Linked DNA regions of Homo sapiens: region 2 is linked to region 1. Evidence: chromatin loops called from intact Hi-C (ENCODE). Cell type or tissue: PC-3. All regions are shown on one strand. Links, peaks and the distances in the headings refer to the core of each region. The heading gives the core; the rest is flanking DNA. Region 1 overlaps TRABD2B (TraB domain containing 2B). Region 2 overlaps TRABD2B (TraB domain containing 2B).

Region 1 (12,324 bases), core at 1,790-9,789:
AGAGTTCTAAAACATGCAAGCCAGGAAAGATTTGGAATTCTAATCTGCCCCTCCCTTCCTCCATGCCTCCCCAAAGCCCCTGGGGCCCAAGTGGGGCCTTCTCACCTCTCCTTGTCCAGAGCCAAGAATGTCTCCTGCTACAGTCAGTGTCCTCAAAGCCTTTCTCCACACAGCAGCCAGGGGCAGCTTCTAAAGAGAAAGCCTGATGATCACTCCCTCCTTAATAAATTCAGTGGCATCCCATTGTCCGTAGAGTAAAGTCTGAGCTCCAGATCCACCTCGACTCCCTGCTCTGGGTCTATCCCATGTCCACCTCCACCAGCCACAGGCTGCACTCCAGCCCCTGCCGTCACTGACACGGCCCTGAACATGCCAGCTTCACCGCAGCCCCCATTCCTCTGCATGGGCTGTTGACACTGCCTGGAATTCCTTTTCTTTCCCTTCTGTGTGGCAAATGTGTGTCCCCACAGGGGATTGCTGCAGAGCCAGAGCCACCTCCTTTGGGAATCCTGTTTGTGGTCCCCCACATTTGCTGGACTCTCACAGCACCTTGTCCATCCCTTAGCCCCAGCCTTAATGAATGTTACTTGATCTTGTCGCAAGTCTTCCTGGAACTTCCTCCCTTGCTCCACCCTGCCTTTGAGCTTGTCAAGGATGGACAGGGTACTGATTTGGTCCCATGGCCTTGGCACCCAGCACAGAGCCTAGCACTAGTCCATACTGAAGACTGAAGAGAGAACGGAAATCTCATCCACATATGCAGAATTCCAGCCTCTCTTCAGAACACCTCCTGCAACTGGGACCCACCCCGGTGCTTAGGGAACAGAAATTTCTTAAAGTGTGTGTGTGGGTGTGGGTATGTGTCCTAAGGAAGGGCAATATTGCTTTACAAGGTTTTTAGAATGCTAGTCTCAAGCAGGCAGGACAAATATACACCCCACTTGGCAGATGGGTAAGCTGAGACGCAGCAAAGAGAAGAGAAGAGTCTGCCCCAAAGAGCCAGAATAAGAACTTCACACAGCCTGCATGTAGCAGGTCCTAGGTTTAAAACTGGGTCAGATCTCTGCCCTTTCAGCTGCTGTTTGTCTCTGAAGGCTTGGTAACCGGTGGCTTAGCAGACAAACAGAGAGGCATGTTACAATTTCTCTCATCAGTATTGAGCACTCCCAGACTCAACTCCTCTCCTTCCATCCCTGGCCACCTGGAGGTGCCCCCTCCAATCCGGTCCTCCTTGGCTACTGCCCAGGACTAAGGAAGAGCAGAGGTCCCCATACTGCTGGAGGGCCTGTGAGACCCCCTCCCTCCTCTGCAAATTGGTAATTGCTATGTGGTCAGACCAGAGGAATTAGAGGGGCCCTCTAGGAATTTCATACTGATTTTGCAAATGAAAATGGAGACTTGCCTTTTGAAGTTTAGGCAGCTGTGTCAGCAGGGCAGGTCTGAGACAGCAGGGAAAATAAAAATGACATGCCTCGAACCAATGGAAGCAGCTGCTTAATAACAATAACAGTGATAATGGTAACCACGGCTACCGCTGACTGATCGCCTCCCGTGTAGACCATTATCCCTCCATGGGCCTCAGTCAGCTCATCTCTGATTTCTCATCCATTCCAGCCTCCACAGGTGACTTGTCTACTGTCTGAAGATCAGGTAGAGAGGGTCATGTATGCTGCTTGGGTTGAGTGCATGGTCCATGGCATGAGATTGAAGACCCTCCACTACTGAATGTCTTCCAGCCCTGACTGCTGGCTCGTCTTTAAACACACCATGCTCCTCTATATCATTCTGCAGTTAACACTTTCTTTTTCTTTCTTTCTTTGTTTTTTCTTTTGAGACAGAATCTCACTCTGTTGCCCAGGCTGCAGTATAGTGGTAAGATCATAGCTCACTGCAGCCTTGAACTCCTGGCCTCAGGCAATCCTCTCACCTTAGCCTGCTGCGTAGCTGGGACTACAGGCACGTGACAGCATATCTGGCTCTTTGTTGTTGTTTTTAGAGATGGGGTCTCCCTGTGTTTCCCAGGCCTGTCTCAAACTTCTGGCCATCCTCCTGCCTCAGCCCCGCAAAGTGCTGGGATTACAGATGTGAGCCACCATGCACAGCCTGCGGTGAACACTTTCCTTCTCAACGCTACTCATCTTTGCAGCCCAGCTGAAGCCTGTGATTCCCTCACCGACTCCCAGGCTGGGTCAGAAACCCCTCTGAGGCCCCCAACCTCTGTGTTTTATTATTAACTTACCACATTATAATTACCCGTGCCTTCCGTCATCTCCTCCATCACCTTGAAGTTGCTCAAAGCTTTATAACTGAGGATAAGTTGGTGTAGGTGATTCTCTGGGACTTTCCAGTATGTTTTATTATTTTCCTCAATGGACAGAGTGTGTTCGGTTTATGAAATCAAAGGTAGTTACTGAAGAATAGAAATAGAAGATTCACAGCAGAAGCAGAGAGAGCTCGATGCATTAAGCCTGGGCAGAGTGGAGGCCCTGGGTATGGAGCCCCATCACTGGGGAACAAGGGATGCCACTTACTGCTCTGAGCCTTGGGTTTTCAATAATGCTGTCCTCACAGGGCTCTGAAGAAAAATAAATGAGCCTCCACATGTAAAGTATTTGGAAACATAGACTGTTGAAATCATGGGATGGTAGGTGTAATGTTCTGAAATGTTGGGCTCCTGGAATAGGTCTTCCAGAGCTAGGAGGTACTCCCACACCCTCCTGTTTCAGAGGAACCCTGTGGCCCAGAGAGTGGGTCTCACAGCTGGTCTGGGTCAGAGCCCACAGCACCAGAATATGCATCTCTGAGCGCCCTTGGACTTAGCTGTACTGAAAGCTAAAATCGAAGGGATCCCTTTGCCCTCCAACAGGGCAGACCCCACATAAACTCCTTTCCTGGAGACCCCAAGCCTCTGGGCCAGCCCCAGCCAGTCCCAACCATCAGCCTCCCTACCCACCCAGCAGAATGCTAATCTCATCATGTGGGTGGCTCCGGATTTATGAGCATTTCCTGGCATGACTTGAAGGACAGAGGAGGAACACTAGGATCTTTAAGGGTGGTCTTTGGGTGGAGAAACTAAGCATTCAGAGAAAAGAAGGAAAGAAAGCTAGGGTGAGTCAGGCTTCCCGATGCCCGCCCAGGAAAGCACTGAGAGCTCAGCCAGCCCACTGCAGGGCAGATGGAGGTGTGGGCAGCACCACCAAGTCCACGGGGCAGGCGACAGCTGTACTAGAGGCCAAGTCCATGCTTCTTGGGTTGTGGCTGGGCACTGGGTGGGCGATGGGGGGGTGGTGAGGGGAAGGGAGGAGGGCAGAGCTGCCTTCATCTTCAGTTGGACCTCTCTGCTTCACCCCTGCCTCCCTAGATTCCATTATCAACACAGCTCCCCCCACGTTCTTCTGCCCAGACTCCCCGTGACTTCACATCTCAGCAGGAAGCCACAGGCCTTCAAAGACCACAGGGCTCTACAGGCCCTGCCCACCACCCACCTCACTATGACCTCTCTCCCTTGTGCTGGAAATTCTCCACTTTCCTCTCCAGATCCACTTTCTGCTCTCCCTGCCCCACCCTGTGCATGAGCTGACGCAGCATCACCTAGGCTCCCGCCTTGTCCTCCCTGGCAGGAGATGGGCAGGCAGAAGGGAAAGGGAGTTGAATATTTCTTACCTCCGCCCACCCTTCTCCTCCTTCCCTGGCGTTGCCGTGGTCCAGGCCATGCTCAGCCATAGTTGTGCTCCCTTTCAAGCCTGTGGCTGTGCCAGGTCCAGATCCCTGCTCCCTCTCTTCCCCTAAAGGTTTAGAGACAGGTAAGCTTCCCCCTGCAGCTACTCCCTGCTGCCTCACTATGGCCTGCCCACACCTTCGTGAATATTCTGACAATCACTGCTCTTCAGTCACTCTTTCAGCTGAAATTACTTCTTTGGAACTCATCTCACTGGCAGTGTGCCACCTGGTTGCTGTTGGGTCCCTGCCTAACACAGGTCCGTCGCCTCACTCCCCCTTGCTCATGCATCTCCAGCCACATTGGCTGCAAACCTATCAGGCCTGCTCTGCCTCAGGGCCTGTTCCCTCTTCTCTCAGATACCCACGTGGCTCCCTCCCTCATCTCCTTCAGACCTTTTCTCAAATGTCACCTCTCATTGCAACCTTACCTGGACATCTTATCTAAAATGGGTGGCGGGGGGGCAGGGGGTGATGGCACGAACTTGTTGTCCTAGTTTATTGGGAGGCTAAGGCAGGAGGATCACTTGAGTCCAGGAGGCTCAGGCTGCAGCAAGCAGAGATCGCACCACTGCACTCCAGCCTCGACAACAGAGCAGGGCCCCAACTCTAAAAAAATTTAAAATAATAATAATAAAATATCAACTCCCAACACACACACGTGCGCGCGCGCGCGCGCACACACACACACACACCCTATATTCCTCTTTGCCTTATTTTCTCCATAGCAACTATCACTCTCCAACATACTGGATGGTTTACTTCTTGTTTCTTTATGGTCAGCTTTCTCCTACTGGAATGAAAGCTCCTTTAGGGTGGGGATCTTTATTTGCAGTGTTCACTCCTATACCTCCAGGGCCTGGAACAGCATCTGCTACATAAGTGCTCAATAAATATTTGTTCAATGAATGTGTAAATTAGTTCTTTTCAAAGGTGAGTAAACCAAGACCCAGGGAAGGAAAATAATTCACCCAGAGGTTCGTAGTGAAGAGTCCAGTGGTGACTAGATCCCTGGTCCCTGCTCCCAGCCCAGAGCCAGTCCACAGCTCCAGGAAATCTTGTGTTTATTTGGATGCCTGCTGCTCAGTAGCCCAGTGTCCGGAGACAGGATTCAGTGCTGGAGGCCTAGGAGACTCGGAATACTGAACAGGAAGCAGGGAGGTAGTCGGCATGGCTTTGGTGCTGCCGATGGGGCAAGGAGAATAAATAAATAAATCTCAGCCAGAGCCTGGCAGCTCTAACCTTTGAAGAAATGTCCCCCAGGCCAGAGAAGGCTTCCTGTGAAGTGAGCTGTCCTCCACCCCTACCCAGTGCTGAGAGATGATTTGGGCCCAGGGTCTAGCAGGCGCAGCTCCTCCCAGCTCTGCACCATGGGAGGTACTGGCTTCTGGCAGGGAGCTGCTCAGGGTGGGGGTCCTGTGACGGGCGACTCACTTGGCTTTCCATTCACTTATTCATCCTACAAGCATTCCTCAAGCAGCTGCTATGTGTGTATTGGGCACTGCACTCTGGGAACATAGTCAAGATGAAGACAGAGGATTTGCCTGACCTCAGAGCATTCATCCTCAAGCGGGAAGGACGAGTGTTAGTAATAAAATGGGGAGTACCTGGCCTGGGAAGTGTCAGGTGCTTTGGGGGCACTTAGCAGGGGACCCTTGCAGTCCATGGCTCAGAGTTCTCCTGAGGGAAGGAGCCTCTACAGCCAGGTGCAAAGGGGAGTGTCAGCTGGTAGATGGAGAGAGGTTTCCAGACAGAGGACGTGCAGAGGAGGGGATCCTGGGCAGGGAGCAAGGTTTCGTCAGCCTGGGCAGTGAAAGCAGACTGGGGAGGCCGTGAACCAGGTGAGGTTACCTTAGCAAGGGTGACCTCTTTCTTATTCTCATATGGCAGCTCTGACAGTGCACCACAGCTAAAGTTCTAACACCCCCTCTCCTTCCCAGCTGACAGCTTAGAACCTGGGCCTCAAAGACTGGCCCCTACTTGTCTCTTCTTGTCTGTACTTCCTACCAGCTGGTTGGGTGGAGGTGGCTTGGTGGGCCAGGACCAGGGACAGCAGAAAGAACCCAGACCTGCCAGCTGGACCTGAGTTTGAATCCTAACTCGTTAGTTCTTCAATGTGGGACCTTATGCAAGTGACTTTACCCTCCTCAAGGGCTCAGTTTCCTTGTTTGTCATATGGAAATAGTCCTTATCTGAAAGAATTATGGTGTGAGATGGTTTCCTAGCATCTTTACAATGCTCCATGTAATTGGGGGCTTGCTCATTAACCCTAACTTTGTCTCCCATCACTGTCTTCCTTGTTGGCTCAGCTTCAGCCACGCTGGCCTCTGCTTCTCCTCACATATGTACAGGGCCTTTGCACCTGCTGGTTCCCCTTCCTTCATCACTCCCCATCCAATTTACTGCTTTATTTTTTTCTATAACATATTCTGTATTAGTTCTCCAGAAAAACAGAACCAATAGAATATATGTATGTGTGTATGTATCTCTGTAAATATATATATAGGTATATACATTTTATACACACACACACACACACACGTAGTGTTGGTGACATTGGTGGGTAAGTCTAAAATTTGCAGGGCAGGCCAGCGGGCTGGAAATCCAGGGAAGAGTTGATGCTGCAGTTCAAGTCCAAAAGCAGTCTGCTGGTAGAATTCCTTGTTCTTTGACAGGGTCAGATTTTTTCTAGTAAGGCCTTCAACTGAGCGGATGAAGCCCACCTACGTTATGGAGGGTAATCTGCATCTCAAAGCCTACTGATTTAAATATGAGTCTCATCTAAAAAGTACCTTCACAGAAGCATCTAAAAAAAGTTTGACCAAATATCTGGATAGCGTGGCCTAACCAAGTTGACACATAAAATTAACCATCACAAGTTCACCCCTTCTCAGTTGGGCTCCCATACACATCTTCAACCATACTGAATCTCCAAATACTGACAATAACATGGCCATAGTTCCACCTAACATGATGCTGCTATCCTGCATACACCAAAAATGCTCTGTTTCTTTCCCCAGAAGAGGATGCAAAGTCTTTGGGTGACATTTACTTTTCTTGATATCCTGTACCTTAAATATATGATGTAAAGCTAACAATACCTAAATACTATAAGTCAATATATCTTATGTTATATGATAAAGGGATGAGAGGGAAGAAAGCAAAGATATTTGAGATAGAAACACACACACAGACACACACACACACAAATATGAATAACAAAAGAGGGAGGAACTCTCATCACAATTACAGTTCTCATCTCTGTCACTGGTCACGTTATCATAGCTGGTATTGCTGACTACCTTCTTCTACTACCCATTCTGTATTCTCTTTGCTTTCAACAACAACCTCAACTGCTCATGGTTCTTAACCTGGCGGCATGACCCAAGCCTTCATTGTTGAATGGTCTGGGCCATTAGTAGTCCTGTCTGGATTGGGTTGTTGTGGTTTTCCATTGACTTTAATCTCAGGGTATGGTAATACTAAGAGATGCCCTAAAAGGTCTCCTGCATTCCAGAAACACTCTTCCTCACCTCCACTGGGGTGGCAATCTAATTTCCCCCTTGGTAGTCAGGATCAATCATTCCAGGCAGCATAGTAACCCCTTCTTTGCCTGTTGACTCAGAGGTGTGAGGAATCCATGTGGCTGGGTGGCAGTCTTCACTTCCAGTTTAATGAAGCCATTGTTGTGTGTCCAACATGCTGCATATTAGTATTTTTACTAATAATTTATGTATTCTCACTTTACCCCTCTAGCAGGTGAGCTCTGTAAGGGCAGGGATTTTTAAAGTCTGTTTTGTCCCTGGCTAACTCCCCAGCACCTAGAACAATGCCTGGTGCTCAGGAAGAATGGCTGAGTGGATTGGGGCCTTTGCAGTGATTCCCTTGGGCTTTGAGTTGGGTGAGCAGACTTGCAAGCTGAGAGCCAGGCTTGTCCCAAGGGACCCTGACTCTAAACCCTCTTCTTGACTAAGGGGGTCCTGCTGCCTTCTCAGTGCCATTGCTGGGCCATCAAGTGAACATAGGCCTTCAAGTCTACCATTCCAGCCCATCTAGGACTGTTTACAGGACTACTCTGGAACAATAAACCTGTTCCCACCCTCCTGGCGCCTGCCTCACTCCTTCCTAGTTCCTCGTTTGAAGACGTGTTTAAATTCTGGGCCTACATTCAGCAGATGCCACAAGCCATTTCATGTCCAGCCAGCGTTGGTGAGGGGAGTCCACAGAGGATGCTCTGGAGCTCCTGGTGGCTGGGCCTCCACACAGCCATCCAGGGTGAGAGAGGCAGCTCTAGCCTTCACCCGATGTTTGTTATTCCATGTCAAAGCCTTATCATAAACATTATCCTAGAGTGGGCCACCGAGGCTATGTACAAAGAAGGTTTGTTATTCTAAGGTGGCCAGGAGCAGAAGACATCTCGAGTCTGAGCAGCACCAGGCTTGGGAATTCAGGGTGAGTGAAAGAGAGGCAGGAGTCAGGGCCAGGCGCTTCATTATAAAGCCTGTGTACTTACCACCCTTGCTGTGCTGGCCAGTTGGCACATCTGCCTCTAAAATGAGCTCTGCACAGATGGAAGCCAAGTCCAATTAATCTACTAATCTCAAATCCCTGCAGAGAGGAGCTGAAAGTAAATGTTTGTGAATGAATGGATGTAGCTTCCCTCTGTCTGTTGGAAGCACCAAGGATGCTGGTGAAGGAGCACATACCGCGCTGAAGTCCTGGTTGTGAGAACCTGGTCCGGTGCCAGACGTAATTTCAAACCCCAGCCCTGTCTTTTACCAGCTGTGTGGCCTTGTGCCCATCACTCCCTTCTGCTTCTTTGGTTTCCCATCTTTGACTACGGACAACATCCCTCTTGGCTCTCTTCCAGGGAGAGCAGAGGGAGGGCCTACAGGACAGTGGTTAACTAGGAGGATACATTCCAGGCCTGGCCCAAATGCCTGATCCATCCCTCTCCAGCTTTGTCACCTTTGGCAAGGTATTTGATGTCTCTTTGCTGCAGTTTTTTTTTTTTAATTAAATGGAGCTAATAATAGAGTTACCTCAGAGTTGCTGTAAAGATTAAATAAATGAACATGAGTTTAGAAAGTTCCTGACACATAGTAAGTGCTCAATAAACATCGTAATCCTGGTAATGAATGGATGAAGACTTCTTTATAAATTGCAAAATGATGGTACGGGGCAGGAGGTGTAAGGGAAAGTGCGCATGATTCTGGATCAGCATACCTCTTCTTGCAGTGCTTCCTGAATGTCTGCTAATGGAGACATTGGGATTCAGCAGGAAACAGAGAGGCAGAGAACAGGGACAATTCAGTGAGATAAGTGTCTAAGGAAAAAGAAGGACAGGGGTCTTTGGGAGACACCAAACCCCACCGAGGTAGGGAGAATCAGGATGATAGGCTTGGGTTTCAGTCCTGGCCCCACCACACTCCTGCTGTGACACATGGGAAGGCCTCATAAATGGTCTGGCCTCTGTTTTATATATTTGTAATAGACTATTAATAACAGACTTATTAGTAACAGACTAACAATAAATATTCCCTGGCTATTTCACAAGGCTCTAAAAAAAAAAAAAATGGGTGTGGCAGTGTGTGTGGATGAATGTGGGCTGTGCCTGTGGACATCTGGAAATCCAGCCATGTGGTCCAGGGCACTGCAGAGTTCTGGACCAGGAGTTAAGAGTTGGGGTTGAGTCCACTCTGCCCACAGCTCATTGTGTGGCCTTAGGCAAGCCCCATCCTGCCTGCTCTGGACCCTAGCCTCCTCTCCTCTTTAATATGAGGAGGCCACAGGATGAGATCAGTGGTTCTCAAACTAGGCTCCAGGGTACCTGTGGGTTCCACAGAAGGGCCTTGGTGCAGAAGTCCCTGCTGCAGGGAGACATTGAGCTAGTGAGACTTCAGGCGCCCGCCTGCCTCCCTTACATCAACCAGGGAAGTTTCCATTTTTACCTTCTCCATATTTTGAGTTCTAAGTAAGATTCCTTTGGAAAACAACAGCAAGAACATGGCTTTAAAAGGCCTGAAAAGCCTCTGGACCAGATGACCTCCAGGGCTCTTCCAGCTCCAATCTGGGAAGCTTTAGGTCTATTTTCCTCTCAGTTTTATTTAACAAACACTTATCCAGCACTTACTACATGCCAGGACTGTTTTTAGCACCCCACAGATTATAACATACTAAATTCACTGGAACACCTTCCAGCTCTGTGATGGTTGCATGATTGCAGAAGCAACTCTGTGAGTCGAGCAAGGTCCTGGGGAGACATTTCTCCTCCAGTCAGCTCTTCTGGGTGCCTGGGCCGATGACCTCACCACAGGTCAGGTGGTGTCTTGGCCAAGCCGACGCCGAGAAACAAGGGAGCAGGTGTGTGCAGTGGCCGAGTGTAGTCACGGGAAGCCTGTGTCCCAGGCCCCCAGGGAAGGAGAGCGGATCAACTCGACATGGACACTTTCATCCGAGGCATGTGCCGTGTGGGAGGAAGTGCCTGTTGCCTTAGCAATGCCCACAGCAACAGGGCCACTGCCTCCTGTGATCCATCCCCAGCCACCATGCTGCCATCGACACCCTGCACCAGATGGCTACATATCAGATTTCAATGGTGGCGGCCAGAGCCTAGAGGCCTGGAGAAGGCCCAGAGGTGGAGTTTTGGGTAGGGGGTGGTGGGGGCTGACCTCATCTCCAGCCAGCTCATTAGGTGGAGCAGCCTGGGCTGCATCCAGTGCAATCTAGCGCTCCTGCCCAGCCATGAACAAAATGAGAGGGGAGGGAGGTGATCTCATGAGCACACGCTTGGCCCTGTTGCCTATGTTAGTACTTTGGCCTGGCTGTGCACACCTATTTTATGAGCTTTTCTGGTCAGATTATGTGTTCTTGAACCAAGTGACTGCTGCCACTTGGTGGGACCTTCTGCCACAAGGTGGTGGCATGCCTCAAAATGCAGAGTGCAGAAGTTGTAGGGGCTAGATTTAAGGACTCAATGAGCAGCCTTGAACTATGAAGTGACCATAGCAGTGTCAAAGAAATAAAGAAACAATGAAGTGACACTTTATCTTCACCAGGCACAGTGCTGAGTGCTGCAAATTCAAAAATGAACACGACACAATTCCTGTCTTGAAGGAGCTCATAGCCTAATGTGGGAGGCTGGTAGCTAAACAGCAAATACAATATAATGTTCACTCCGTAGTGGAAGGAAGCATGGTGTATCTATCACCACAACTATGCTGTGTAACAATAACAATAAGAGTTTTCCACTCATGCATCTGGGGACAATTGTGAATAGTCTCTGCTGATCTTGGCTGGGCTAGTTTGCATGTATGGGGATTGGCAGGCTGTTGGCTATTCTTGGTGGAGGATGGCCTTCGCTGGACGGCTCTGCGCCACATGTCTCTCATCATCCAGCAGTCTAGCCTGGATTGTTCTCAGGGCAGTGGCAGAGGTGCAGACAGCAGCAGCAGCATCAGCAGCACGTAACTACTTTTCAGGCCTGAATTTATAATGGTTACTAGCATCCCCTTGGCTGAAGGATGTCCAGGGTCAGACTGGAAAGGAGCTACAAAGTTCCATGGAAAAGGGCATGAATACAGGGAGGGGCTAAGGTTTAGGGCCATTAATCTATCAGTCTGCCACCCATGGAGGCTGTGGGACCCCCAGTGAGGGGCCTAACCCAGTCCCCAGGTGGTCAGAGAAGCTTCCTGGAGGAGACAGCCGAGGAGAGTCTGGACAGCTAAGTCTGAGTTTGCAAGTGGAGACGAGGGAGCCGGATTTCCCTATGGAACAGCATTTACAGAGGCACAAAGGCAGAAGATTTTTTTTTTTTTGCTTGAAGGAATGCTGAGTATTTTAGTATTTGGAGGCATGAAAGCCATGTAAGAAATGAGGTTATTGACCATAGCAGGGTCCAGGTTACTGCCTTGGAGGCTCTACTCAAGAGCTAGCCCTTTAGCCTGCAGGTGGGAGGGACCTGTGAACGTTTTGAGCAAAAGAGAGAGAGAGAAATCATCAGATTTGTGCATTTAAAAGAGGACCATGACAGATAACTATGGTATAGAAGAGAAGGGAGGGGGTGTGCCCGGAGATGGGCGGGACTGGTGCAGGGGACTCAACGAGAAATGCTGGGGCCTGAATTGAGGTGGGTGACAAGGCTGGGAACTTGGTGTCCAAGGCATTGTGCAGACAGAATGAGCAGGGCCTAAAGACTGAGGGCTAGGCTGGGCTAACAGCAGGGACCAGTTCCCTGAGACAGCCTCCTGACTTTCTGTACAGGGACCAAGTTTTTCTCTTTATCTGTGTTAAATAGCCCAAATAATGATCAGCCTCCTCCCTTCTGTTGAACAAAGGAGTCTGGGATACTCTGTCTCCTAAAACTAGCTCCAGGCCTAGCTATGTGAATTGAGCAGGTCCCTCCCTTCCCTTCCCTTCCCTGGGCCTCAGTGTCCCCATCTAAAATGAGCAGGTTGTGTTCCATTAGAGCCACGATCCTCAAATGCCAGAGACGGTCAGACTGCTTAGGAAGTGTGCAGGGATCCTGTTAAAAATACAGAGCCTCTGATCCCAGAGGGCGAGATCTGGGCATCTGACATTTTGTCAGTGATCCTGATGCCCACAGTG
Region 2 (12,324 bases), core at 2,058-10,057, 87 kb before region 1:
AGAGCTTCCCTGTGGTCCCACCTGAGCAGACTTCCCTAGGAAGGGAGACTCTGCTTCTTGTGGACTTCCTTTCCTCTGTGAGATGGCTGTTCTCCCCTGCTGATTGCTGCAGAGAAGATAATGGCAGATCCCTTTATTTCTTGGGCTGGCCTCCAGGCAGAAGAACTTGTTCCAAGTGCCACTTGGTGACTCTTGCAAATTGTTCCTGACAGCCCTGCAGAAGGCCAGGCCATCTGCCTTACCCTTTTGCAGGGCGGCAGGGGCTGAGAGGAGAGATATTAGGTTTCCACTTTAGCCAGTACTTTGATGTTCAAAGCTGTTTAATATTCATTAAACCAGTCCTTCAGTTGTAATTGCAGTCATTACCCACCCTTTTATGATTGTCTGTAAATGTTATGGGACAGACGGGCACAACTAACCTAATGATGGAGGGTTTTGATGATAGATAAAAGGTTGAATAGAACCCCTTCAAATCCGTCTCCTTACTCCTTGGTGCCCACTCCCAGCCCTTTCTGCTTTCTTTGTCTCTTAAAAGATGGTGCTTGGATTGAGAGAGCAGGATGGCCCTCCAATAGTGTCATGGTTAGTTAATTTTACCAAGACAAAAATGCTGTCCTGTGGTCTCAGACTGAACCCAAAATCACACACACAACTAGGCCTTGGCATCAGGTGAGGCACAGAGCCCCGACCCCGGCCATAGTCGGAGCACTTAGCTGACACCAAGAAAAGGAAACTAGGTTTTTACTTCGTTCATTTAGCAAACATAGAAATTTTGAACAGGTTTGGCCATCAGAGATAACAGTGCTCTTGCTCTATGGAGGGGTGGGGGCCTCTTGGAGGAAATACACAGGCTTGTGTATTTGGCATCAGACTTCACTTTTAGGTGCTCCCACTTTCTAGCTGCATGACCTTGGCAATGACTGAAACTCTTCAGTGTTCAGTTCCTTCATCTATTAAGGATAAGATAATTATACAACCTACAGGTAAAGTCGGTGTGAAGATCCCACTAAATAACAGGCACTAAGTACCCAACAGAGTGCCTGGCAGGTGGCACTTGCTCGGTTCCTGCCAACTCATGGCTTTAGCACTCTCTCCTGAAGTCGTGTGAGAGCAAGTGGGCCCTGCCTTAGGAACCCTAAACCCAAACGGGGAGAGAGAGTATTGTGGGCTGGCCAGGTCCTGCCTCTCCAGCCCAATCTTCCAACAGTCCCTCCAACAACAATCTGCCAACAGCACCCTCTTCTGACCTCCTCCCCCACACCCCCTCAGTCTGGCAGGTGAGTTCTCTGGGAAGCCGACTCTGAGGTGGTTTCCATGTATATTTATTAGGGAGGTCCTTGGGGGTGGGTGGAGAAAACAAATGGAGCAGAGGGAGAAGTCAAGCTGAGATGCAGGCCCAAGCACTTTCCACAGGGAAACTTGGATCTGAAATAGCTGGCTGGGCCTTTGCATACCTGCCTTTATTCCTCATTGAATTGACTCTCATTGGATATGGGTCGTGCATTGAAGGGCCCAACTTTGAGCAAAGAGGCTCTGCAACTGGGGCAAAAGAGACTGACAGTGCAAGGCTGCACTCTGACAGCACTGACAGCAGCTGGGGCAACAAGTCCTTCATTAACATGGGACCTGGGGGCTGCATCGCCCTGTCCACCACAACCAGGGCTCATTATCATTTCCAAGGGCTTCCCTTGGAATGCTGTATCTACCCACCACACACACCACCACCACCACCACTATTGCACAAACACACAAAACTTACCAAAATCCTTTTTCTTCTTCAAAATGTTCTAATAGTACCTCCTCCAGAAAGCCTTCCATGGTTTCCCCAACTTTGAATGATTGCATCTCTCACTGCTCCCAAGATTCATGGGCAGAGTGCCACGTAGGCAGATATCCTCTTATCAGACAGCAGTTTTCTAGAGGTGGCATTGTATGTAATGGAGTGGGCCACAGCAGTGTCCAAGTGGCCTTGCAGGGCCTTGTTTCAGGGGACCAAAGCACCAGAAGGGGCTAAACCAGAAGCGCTCGCAGGTCCTTCTTGCCTTACTGATCTGTGATTCTCTAGGTCCCACTCTGGGTGGCCCACTCCTCCAGGTGTGCATGAGCACCTTAGAGAACAGGGCCTGGGCCTTCTCCATGTCTGTAGGAGGTTGTTGAGGGCACTCCACTTGCAGAGACCAACATGCATGCCAAGATCTGTGGGGCAAGCAGAAGATCATGCCCTGTGCACATAAGAACCCCCACCTGGAGTGGAAGTCAGATGGAAACAGAGGACACAGCCCAGTGGACAAATGCAGAGACAGAAAGATATGTAAGATGAGCCCTTATGGGCCCAGGCCAGGGTCTCACATCCAGAAAGACTCAGTGGGCACTTGCTGAGGAAAAATATGGATGTAAGGCCTTCTCCAACAGCAAAAGGATACATGTAGGTGGTGAAGGCCGTGAAGACTGAATGCGTGAATGAATGAATGAATGAATGAGTGAATGAGTCAATGGAGGAATAAGCAATTTAAAGAAATCCACAGCTGAGTAGAGTAGATCTCCAGTCTCTCTTCCAAAACCCTTGAAGCCACATTTGTTTCAGAATTCAGAATTCAGAATTTTTTGGATGTTAGATGGCAAAATATGGTATATATCCATACATCATTTAACACCCCATTGTGGCCTGGAGCAGCATTCTTAATCAAATACATTAACATTTGTGCAGCAAAACATGAATATTCACAAAACGTGGGAGAGATCAAGGCTATATATAGCCTTGGATAAGTTCAGGTCAAGTTACCAAAGACATTCTTCAGAGCGTTTTGGATTTCAGAATTGTAGATAAGGGAGTTAGAGCTCGTATGACCATCAAGGTTCTTTCTGGCTTCAAAAAAGTCCCCTTGAAGATGCAGAGCCCCTAACTTGCTCTTGACTGTTCCCACCCAGTGCCTCCCTGGCTTCCCTCCAGAGCCTAGGCCTCTCCTTTTCTGTGTGTTTTTCTTTCCTGGCCTCCAGGCAAACTTCTGCCATCCTGAGGTCAGTCAAATGGGAGTCTCAGAGCAGGTCTAATCACACATCATTAGCATCCTAATGGCACCTAAGTGAGAGGGCAGTGACTTTTATCAGAGGGAGAGCCAGAGCAGCCCGGGCTCAAAGATTGGGGCGGAGGCCTCTGGGAATGGGGGAGGTTGTGACTGTTTTTCTTGCCATTGTTAGGGCTCAGGGTTCCAGCCTTCGTAGCCCCTGCTTGACAAGTTGCCTCCTCCACATTCCTCACCAGTAGCTTACCTGCCTGCTTTTATGCCTTTTATGCCTAGATTCTTCCCTTCCTTCATCTGCTCATTCATTCATCTAACAAAAATGTTCTGAGCCAGTATTCTGTGCCACCCAACAACCTGTGTTGTTGGAGTGATTATCAGTGAATTGGGACAGTGTAGATACTGAAGGAAAATTCTTATAGGATAAAAGTAACTTCCAGTTATTTTTTTCTTGTATCAGGTAAATAGCTAACACTTCTGTTTGTATAGAACGCTATCCTTTGCAAGGGATTTTTACATGTTAGTTTAATCCTTACCAATAATCAACCCTCTAAAAAAGATATGGTCAGTTCCAGCTTAAGAATACAGAAGCTCAGAGAGGTAGAGTAGGTCGGCTGCAGTGTCTGGCCCATTGGGTACCTGCTCTCTAGCTGGGCAGGGGCAGGTCAGATTGTATATGTGTGTGTGTGTGTACACCTGTGTGGTGCAAATGAGGGGTAGGGAGGAAACTGATTGAGCTGTGATAAGGACAAGTATGTAGTTACGAAGAAAGGTGATGAATACAGGATCTGAGATATGGTGGCCCTACCTTGCCTTTTAAAAGAAGAGCTATTTCTTCCTCAGATGCAATTCACATTTTACCAAAACACATCAAAAATCTTCCATCTTTGCAGCTGCCCTCCAGGGTCCTCCCCGTGTGGAAGAGCCTGTTTTCTGGATACACCTCTGAGCCTGTCTGCTTCTTGGCTCGGTGAACTCCTCCTCATCCATCAGGGCCATTCCGCAGGTTACTCCTTCTATGGCCGCCTAGGAAGTGCAGTACAGCAGCCTACAAGGCCCAAAATGATCAGCTGCCCCCAGCTCGCTTCCTCTCTGATCGTCTCCTACCTCCCCTCCAGCCACGTTGTCTTCCTTGCTGTTTCTGGGACATGCCAAGCATGATCCTGTCTCAGGGTCTTTGCTGTCCCTCATCTCTTATGTGTCTTTATTCAAATGTCACCTTCTCAATGACTGCTCCATTTAAAACTTCAGCCTAGTGCACCTGTCCCCTGTTCCTGCTCCACTTTCTCCTTTCCCATAACACTTCCTGTCATCTAACATGTTACATAATTTACTTGCTATGTTTTTTGTTTACTGTCCATCTTACCCTATCACATCCAATACCTTGTGAGATCCAGGAGAGCAGGAATTTGGGCCTGTTGCATGCTGAATATCCCACATACTGAGAACAGTGCTCAACATATACTAGGGGCTCAGTATATATGTGTTAGGGAGAGAGGGAGAGAGAGCCTACTATGTGCAACTACTTTTACTGACACTATCTTGCTTAATCCTCATAACACATCTTTTAGATGAGTTGTCATGATTCCCACTTTTCAGATGAGGAAACTGATGCCAAGGGAGTTGGAGTTTCTTGCCCAAGAAGTGGCAGTACCAGGATCAGAACCCAGGCCAGTCGGAATCTAGACTGTATTCCCCAGGCCGAGAGGTAGAGGTACCTCAGAGAGGGTGAGCTCAGCTCGTGGGCAGATCACACATAGCCTGGCAAGCCCAGTTCCCCAAGCCTGCCTGATTTTAGTGACGCACAGACTGGGCTTCTGTGCCCACTCTCGCTACAACATCTTTGGGAAGCAGATCCTAATATCTGAGGCCTTTTCCATCCCCACTTCCCACCAGGGTCTCTGCTTGGGTTCCAGAGGGAGGTTTGGGCAGTACAGGCCATGGCATTTGGACCCAGGCTGGAAATAGCCAGGCCCAGGGTCTGCATCATCAGTGTGGAGTGGGCTGCGTGACTCTGTTGAACCCAGAGTTTCTTTGTTAGCCTTGAGCCTCCACAGCCCCATCCCTGCCTCCCTTAACCCACCCTTCTCTCTGTAACCCGAGACCCCCAAACTCCTCATCCTCTCTTCCCTCTAGGCCCTGGGCCAAGCCTCCGCTGGCTTCCCTCTGCCATCCTGTGAATGTCCCTTTGTGCGGCAGCCCTGACGTGAGGTCCTTCCTGGGGAGGTGTTATTTTAATATATGGAGGGCAGTCATTGCATTTCATAAAGATAGCTTGTTTGGAGGGGCCAGCAGGGGCCAGGAGAGATCGCACTTGACAGATGCAGGGACAGCCTGTGGTTTAGGGGCTGGAGATCACAATGTGTGCCTGTGAAGCCCAGTGCTGGGCACCATGCCCCCGGCAGCCATTGCTGGAATGAGTCCTGCCACTGGGGCCAAGGCACACAGGAACCTTCCCCCCTTCACTGGTGGGACAAGTCCCAGTGATGGAGAATATGCGCAGGCCTGGGGGAAAGCAAACACTAGTACGAGGAGGCAGGCCTGGGAGTGGGGTGGGCATGGGATCTGTGCCAGCACCATCTCTGCCCCTCCCTCCTCAGCAGTGCGACCTGAGGAAATCTCTGCCCTATGGGCCCCTTTCAGCCCAGAGGATCACCCAAGGGCTTTCTGGCACTGTCATTCCAGGAGACTTTTAATCCAACCTCCCTAGAGTGGATGTTGAAAATAAATGAGGAGTGAACTCTGTCTCCTGCCACCTTGGGCCCTGCAGCCAAGCCAGGGTGATGGACAGGGTGACAAAGTCTGAACAGGGTTGGTTCCAGGACAGCTCTGGTTTGCTGCCGAGTAAAACACCTGGTCCTTGGGGAAGCGAGACCTGAGGGCAACCTGACCAGCTCCTCTCCTCAACAAGGAGCCTTTCTTTAACTGTGGTGGGAGGGGGGCAGTGGGGTCCAGGCTGGGCAGTCCCAGGGCACCCACTGCCAGGCATCAAGGTTGTTGAACTTGGAAGTGTACATGCTTCCCTCCGCTCAGCAGAGCAACCCACAGCTCGCTCAGTGCTCACACAGAGTGATCAGATACAGGCTGTGCTTTATGGTAACTTCAGTGAGAAGCGGGTGTTGGGCTGGGCTTCCTGGCTGGGGGGTGGGGCGAGTGGGCTGCAAGAGACTATCCACGTCCCCTCCGCTCATCCTCTGTGTCCAGTGTAGGCTCAGGCTATGAAACTCAGGTCTTCCTCCCTGTGGCCGTCTCCTGGGGAATTCCTTTGTTGAGTGTCAAATCTATATCCTTGGGGTGAGGCAGGGGCCGCAGGATATGATTTTGTCCTGAGGGCTGTTTGAATATCTCCCAACCCTTTGAGATGCGTTTTTAGATCCCTTGTTATGCAGGAAGCTGAGCCAGGACTGGGGTGGTGGAGGAGGAGGCAGGAGGCTCCTGCCCTTGTACTGGCAGAGCTCTTCCTCCTGAGCTCTTCCTACCCAGTATTCTGGTTGTCTGTGGCCACGTCTGGCCACTCCCCTGAGGGCAGGAGTGCCATCTGAGTCATGTCTGTGTCCTCAGCACATGTTGCAGAGCATGTGTCACGGTGCCCCAGATTCTTTGTGGAAGGAGTGGTACGTCATGTTCACTTCCCTGTCCCTATTCTTCACTCTTGGCTTGTTCATTCTGCTACTGGAAGTGTCCTCCTTCACTACCAGCACTCACACATACTGCTGGTGGGGTGCTAATTGACACAATGACTTGGTCCCATGTGGTCCGAAATGCATTCAGTGCCCTGCTGAAATATCACCTCCTCAGAGAAGCCTTCCTGACTGCCATATCTCACATAGCACACCCTGGTCCCATTCTGTTCCATCTTCTCACTCTGCTGTTCTTCGTGGCACTTGGTATTAGGTAGCTCCTTGTCAAGGTGCTTGTTGTGTGTCTCCCCACTGGAATGTAATCCCTGTGAGGCTAGTGACTTTTCTGTGTTCACTGCTATAAGAATAACAAGAACTTACTGAGTGCCTGCCATGTGTCAAGCACTGTTCAAAGCACTTTATGTGATGAATTTATTTAATCCTCCCAAACTCAGTAACCAAGTACCATTATATCTCCATTACAGAGATACGGAAATTGAAGCACAGAAAAGTTCAGTAGCTTGCCCAAGGTCACAGTACTAAGTGTCAGAGCCAGGATGTGAACCAAGGCGGCTTGGCTCTCAATGGCAGAGTCCTAAGTATTATTGTAGGCTGCATCCGCAACACCCCCACCCACACTGTGTATCACTGTATCCCCAGCATACAGAACAGTGCCTCCCCATGCGCCGAGCCCTCAATAATAGTATTTGAATTACTGAAGTAAAGAAAGAATATAAATGAATGAATATAGGCTGACAATATAAGTAAGTTCAAGGAGGAGCACAATCAACAATCAGAGGGAGGATCCACAGCAGGTTATTTGGGGGTTTCGGGATAATGCCAGGCCTGGAAGAGCATTGTCTCACAAATCGCTTTTTGGTGATTCCATCACCAAAGCCAGGATCCTGAAGCAGCCCGAGAAGTTGGGCCCCCGCAGAGTCCAAGAGCCTGCCCCTCTGATGAATCTAGGCAGTTTGCAGACATGCCTGAGCCCTCTGTTGATTTGTGGGCAGGGAACTTTTTCATAACTCTTCTCTTTTAGTCCCTGGAACAACGCTAGGAAGGTAGCGACTGTGCATTTAATCAACAACAGCATGTTTGGCAACTTCCCTGTGCAGTGTACTCATTGTCAAATCAAACACAAGGGCTCCCCTCTAAAAGCTCATAGCCAAGTGTCAACAAGCTCTCAAGCATTGAAATGTGAGGCAAGGTGCGCTAAGAGCATGGCTGTAAAGAGAACCTACACCAGCCTGGGCTAAGGGCAGGTAAAAGTAGGGCTTTCCTAAAAAGGCAACACCCAGGAAACCCGAGTAGAATTCAGGGAGGCTCTTATTTGTTCAACATCCCCCAGATGGTATGTGATGGAGTGAGGGTTTCTACTTAAGTCTGATCTCAAAGGATGTTCTTTCCACATACTGGCCACTCCCTCTGCCTGGCCCCCCAGAGGTTCTGTGAATGCACTCTGTCCCATAGAACACCAGGAGTTGGGATGAGGAGGACACTTTTAGGAAGCAAATCAGTTTTTGTTTTTGTTTTTTTTTTTAGATATTTGAAAACTATATATAATCAACTGAATTGAAATGTGAAACAGAAAACAATAAATAAGTCACTAACTTTATCCACTTCTCCTGGTAACCCAGGGGAGATGAAACACACCCACCAGCTGAGGGGCCATCTGGCCAGATGACACTGCGTCTGGACATAGACCTGTCTCACCACTGACCTCACAATGGCTTCTGCAGGGTGCTGGAAGCCCTCAGCACCATTTATGTACTTCTGTAATGTGTATAAATCACTCCCCACCAGCTTACCTTTTTTCCTCTTCCTATTCCTCTGGATGCCCTCGTAAAATTTTAAAAGCTTTGCATGTCAGACTGCACTTCCCAAGGCTCTAAAACTGGAGACTGGATTTGTACCTGCTGTTTCATGGTGCTGGCCTTCCCAGAGCCACATGGTCAACCTGAATTCCGATGATGGCTTCCATTTCCTCCAGTGTGTGATACATTCTTCAGCTGTTATCACCTCCTCACCATTCATTCACATAGAAGAATCCTAGGGTCATTTTCAGTCCTTATCTTTCTCAACCCATCAGCACATGCCCCTTCTTGAAATATGTCCTTCACTCATCCTACCTCAGTAGCCTCTGTTAGTCTCCTTGCTGCTTCTTTCTCACCTCTCTGACCTCTAAACTCTGGAGGGTCCCAGGGCTCAGTCCTCAGTCCTCTTCTTTCTGTACTTATCCATTCTTACTTTGTACCGAGGAGACCATCATTTCAATCTGCAGCCCAAATTCTCTCTTCGTACAAACTCTCTGGATTCATATATCCAGATGTGATATAGAATCTCCACTTGGGTGGCAAATACACATCTCTAGCTTAACAACTTTTAACCAATAGTTGATTCTCCCCCTCATGGGTTCCCAGTCCTGATTCTTACCAGACTTCTTCAATTCAGCACATGGCAGTTCCATTCTGCCAGTTGTTCAGGCCAAAAGTCTTAGAGTCATCCTTGACTGTTCTCTTTCTTTCTTAACCTCCATCCAGTCTGTCAGCAGTTTCTGTCATGTCTACATCCTACAGACAGCAGGATTCCACTACTTCTCCCCACCCTTCCTGTTCAGCACCATGGCCTCAGCCACCACCACAATTGCGTGTAATAAGCTGCCTGTAACAGGTCTCCCTTCTGTTGCCTTCTCCCACTCCAGGAGGCTGTGCTTCTCACAGAGCCTGGAGCCATCCTTCAAAACATTAATTCTGAAAACCCTCCACTGGCTTTCTGTTTTACTCCTAGCAAAAGCTAAATCCTAATGTGGCCTAAGAGCCTCTGCATAATCTGACCCCAGCTACCTCACTGACCTCATCTTGGACCACTGACACCATTACTCCACTTCAGCCATACTAGTCCCTTGCTCTTTCTTTTTTTTTTCTTTCATTTTTGTTTTTTCTTGTTGTTGTTGTTTTGTTTTGTTTTGTTTTGTTTGAAATTGGGTCTTGCTCCGTAGCCCAGACTGGAGTGCAGTGGCATGATCTCAGTGCACTGTAGCCTCAACCTCCCATGCTCAAGCAGTCTTTCCATCTCTGTCTCCCAAGTTGCTGGGACTACAAGCGTGCACCACTACACCCAGCTAATTTTTAAAAATTATTTTTTGTAAAGATGGGGTCTCACTATGTTGCTCAGGCTAGTCTCGAACTCCTGGGATCAAGCAGCCTTCCTGCCTCAGCCTCCCAAAGTGCTGGGGTTACAGGCATGAACCACCGTGCCTGGCTCTTATTGAACACACAAAACATATTCTTGCCTCTGCCTGGAACCCTTTTTACCCAAGGTAGTCCCGTGGCTCATATATACTTCATTTCATCCAAACCTGTGTTCAAGTATCACCTGCCCAGAGAAGCCTCCCCTGCCTGCATAGTAGCCCCGCTTACTCTCTGTCTCTGCGCCCTGCTTTATTGCTCATAGCACCTTTTCCTACATGGCGTGTATATTTGTGTGTTTCTCATCTGTTCCCCTGCTAAAATGTAAGCTCTATGACAGCTGGAACTTTGTTTGACTCATTGCTATGTGAACAGTGCCTAGTATGATCCTTGGCACATTTTCACAGCTAATACTTCTATAGCATTATTATGTACACTAAGCACTATTCTAAACAGTTTACTTGTAATAATAATTCAGTTAATCCTTATAACAAACTGAGGCAGAGATTAAGCAACTTGTCCAAGGTTATAGTGAGCCGGGATTGGAACTCAGCCACTGTTCCCTATGTCTCTCCTTGGGTAACTACTCCAAAAATATCTCTTAGATGAATGGGATCCAGCGAGTGCTGTTGTGCACCTCCAGACTCCATACCAAACAAGATAGGGATGGGAACCGGCACTAGTGCCAAGGACAGCCCCATAAACGTCCTTAATACAGCAACCTACCTGCTGTAATGAAGATGCACAGAGGATTTCTTTCGAAGCTGTTGCCTTTTTGAAGTTGGGAATTATATTCTTCTTCTTCAGGGCCTACAGTAGGCTCCAGTGAATATTTGTTGAATGAACGTTAAAGGGACAATGGAGGAAAAAACACCTAACTTTGCTCAGGAGATTCTCAAAGGCTCCTAGGGGTGACCATGTGAGAAGGCATTTGGCAGATGAGAGGCCTGCAGCATCAGGTCTGTGGATCCTTTGGCCCACCTGTCAGTGCTCAGTCACCTGTGGACACCTGGGCCCCCCCAGCAGTAGGAAGCTGAAGAAATGCTCTTTCACTGCCTGGTCACCCTGTAGAACACTGATGCCCAGGAAGTTGCAGCATCTCCCCAAGCAGCAGGCTCCATGGGCCTGGTAACAGAAAGGAGGCCAGCAAGGCTTGAGCACAATGACTACCTCTGTCACCTCTTCTGCCACCAGCCTATCACTGCTGCTACTGTTACTGTACCTGCCACCTCCATGACCACGCTGGTCATGGCCATTGCTACTAACTGGGGCAGTGTTAGGCATTGGCCACCCTCACTGCTATTACATCCATCACAGCCACTGCTGCTATTACCACCTGACCCCGATCCTGTTACCCAAGTCTGTTGTAGTTACTTCTACCATTTCCAACCACAGCTACTGATATTATTATTACTAGTACTAATAGTTGTAGCTATTATTAACAACCTACCTGTGTAGCATACTCTGCAGTGTACAAAGCAGAGTGACATCCATGCTTGCTTTGACTGTCACAGCAGGTGGGTGAGGCAGGCAGGGTAACCTGTGCCAGATGAGAAAAAGGAGACTCAGCCAGAGATATTCAGCAACTTCATTCCATCCAGGTAGCAAAAAGCTCAGTGAACAAAGGGAGCTAATAATTTACTTTGGCTTCCTCTAGATGAGACACTGTCCTAAGCACATTTACAAATTCTGACCCATGTAATCTACACTGCGCCTCAAGACATTAAGTATTGTCTTCCTCGTTTATAACATGGAGAACGAGAGACTCAGAGAGGGTAAAGGTTGTGCCTGTGGTTGCCCAGCTGGGCAGTGGCAGGGTACTGCCTGGCTCTAGATCTCATGCCTCAGGGGCCAAGGACTGGAGGTTGAGTAGAAATGCCCCAGTCCAGGATTCTAGATACCTGGAGAGTAATCCTTCCACTGAATCCTTTGGTCACCAACTCTCAGCAGCTATGCATCTTTGACCTAATAGATAACCCTGTATGGGTCTTATTTTTACAATCTTCTGGTGACATATGCCTCACTGCCCTCACAGTTTGCTATTGGCAGAGTCAACAGTGGCTTGAGTCACTTCCAAGGTCTTATCCCCACATCTGGCAATAAGATTCAGGTATCTGTCATCAATGTGACATGAACACATGAACAATGTGACATGACAAGCCACATACCGTGCTTGGCAATTGCACAGGCTCTCTGTCCTTTATTTCCCCCCAAACCCTGAGAGGTGAGAAATTGTTTCAATTGACAAATAAGAAAGCTGAGGCTTAGAGAAGTGGTGTGAAATGACCAAGGACATTCGGCTTCTGCATGGTGGGGCAGAGCTGGGATCCAAGCCAGCGATCCTGACCTCCCATTCTGGGCAGCTTCCATGAGGCTAAGGTGTGTTGTGGATCTCAGAAGGATTCACCATCACCTGGTCCATCAGTCATCTGGTAGCTGTTCATTGGGTTCTTTCTGTGCACTGGGCTGTGTTAGGCCCACATTTTCAGTGGT

Evidence for each region. Peaks named below come from ENCODE experiments on the same cell type or tissue, not always from the same donor. Only the 100,000 strongest peaks of a DNase experiment are listed, where the experiment ranks them.
Region 2: a loop joins it to region 1, with 6 times the contacts of the local background. A loop is called at or near these places in 2 of 110 quality-filtered maps.

What each region holds. Positions count from the first base shown.
Region 1 is chr1:47,802,226-47,814,549 of GRCh38, reverse strand. The region is part of intron 2 of TRABD2B (TraB domain containing 2B); the gene reads left to right. Among named protein-coding and RNA genes, the nearest start is that of LINC01738, 120 kb to the right of the region's middle. In PC-3, for the core only: no CTCF peak of the experiment used is centred there; no DNase peak of the experiment used is centred there; H3K27ac peaks cover 1,493 bases.
Region 2 is chr1:47,889,097-47,901,420 of GRCh38, reverse strand. All of the region lies in intron 2 of TRABD2B (TraB domain containing 2B), which reads left to right. Among named protein-coding and RNA genes, the nearest start is that of TRABD2B, 100 kb to the left of the region's middle. RefSeq lists enhancers at 2,813-3,338, 3,841-4,341, 5,809-6,806. In PC-3, for the core only: no CTCF peak of the experiment used is centred there; a DNase peak (open chromatin) is centred at 6,440; H3K27ac peaks cover 2,343 bases.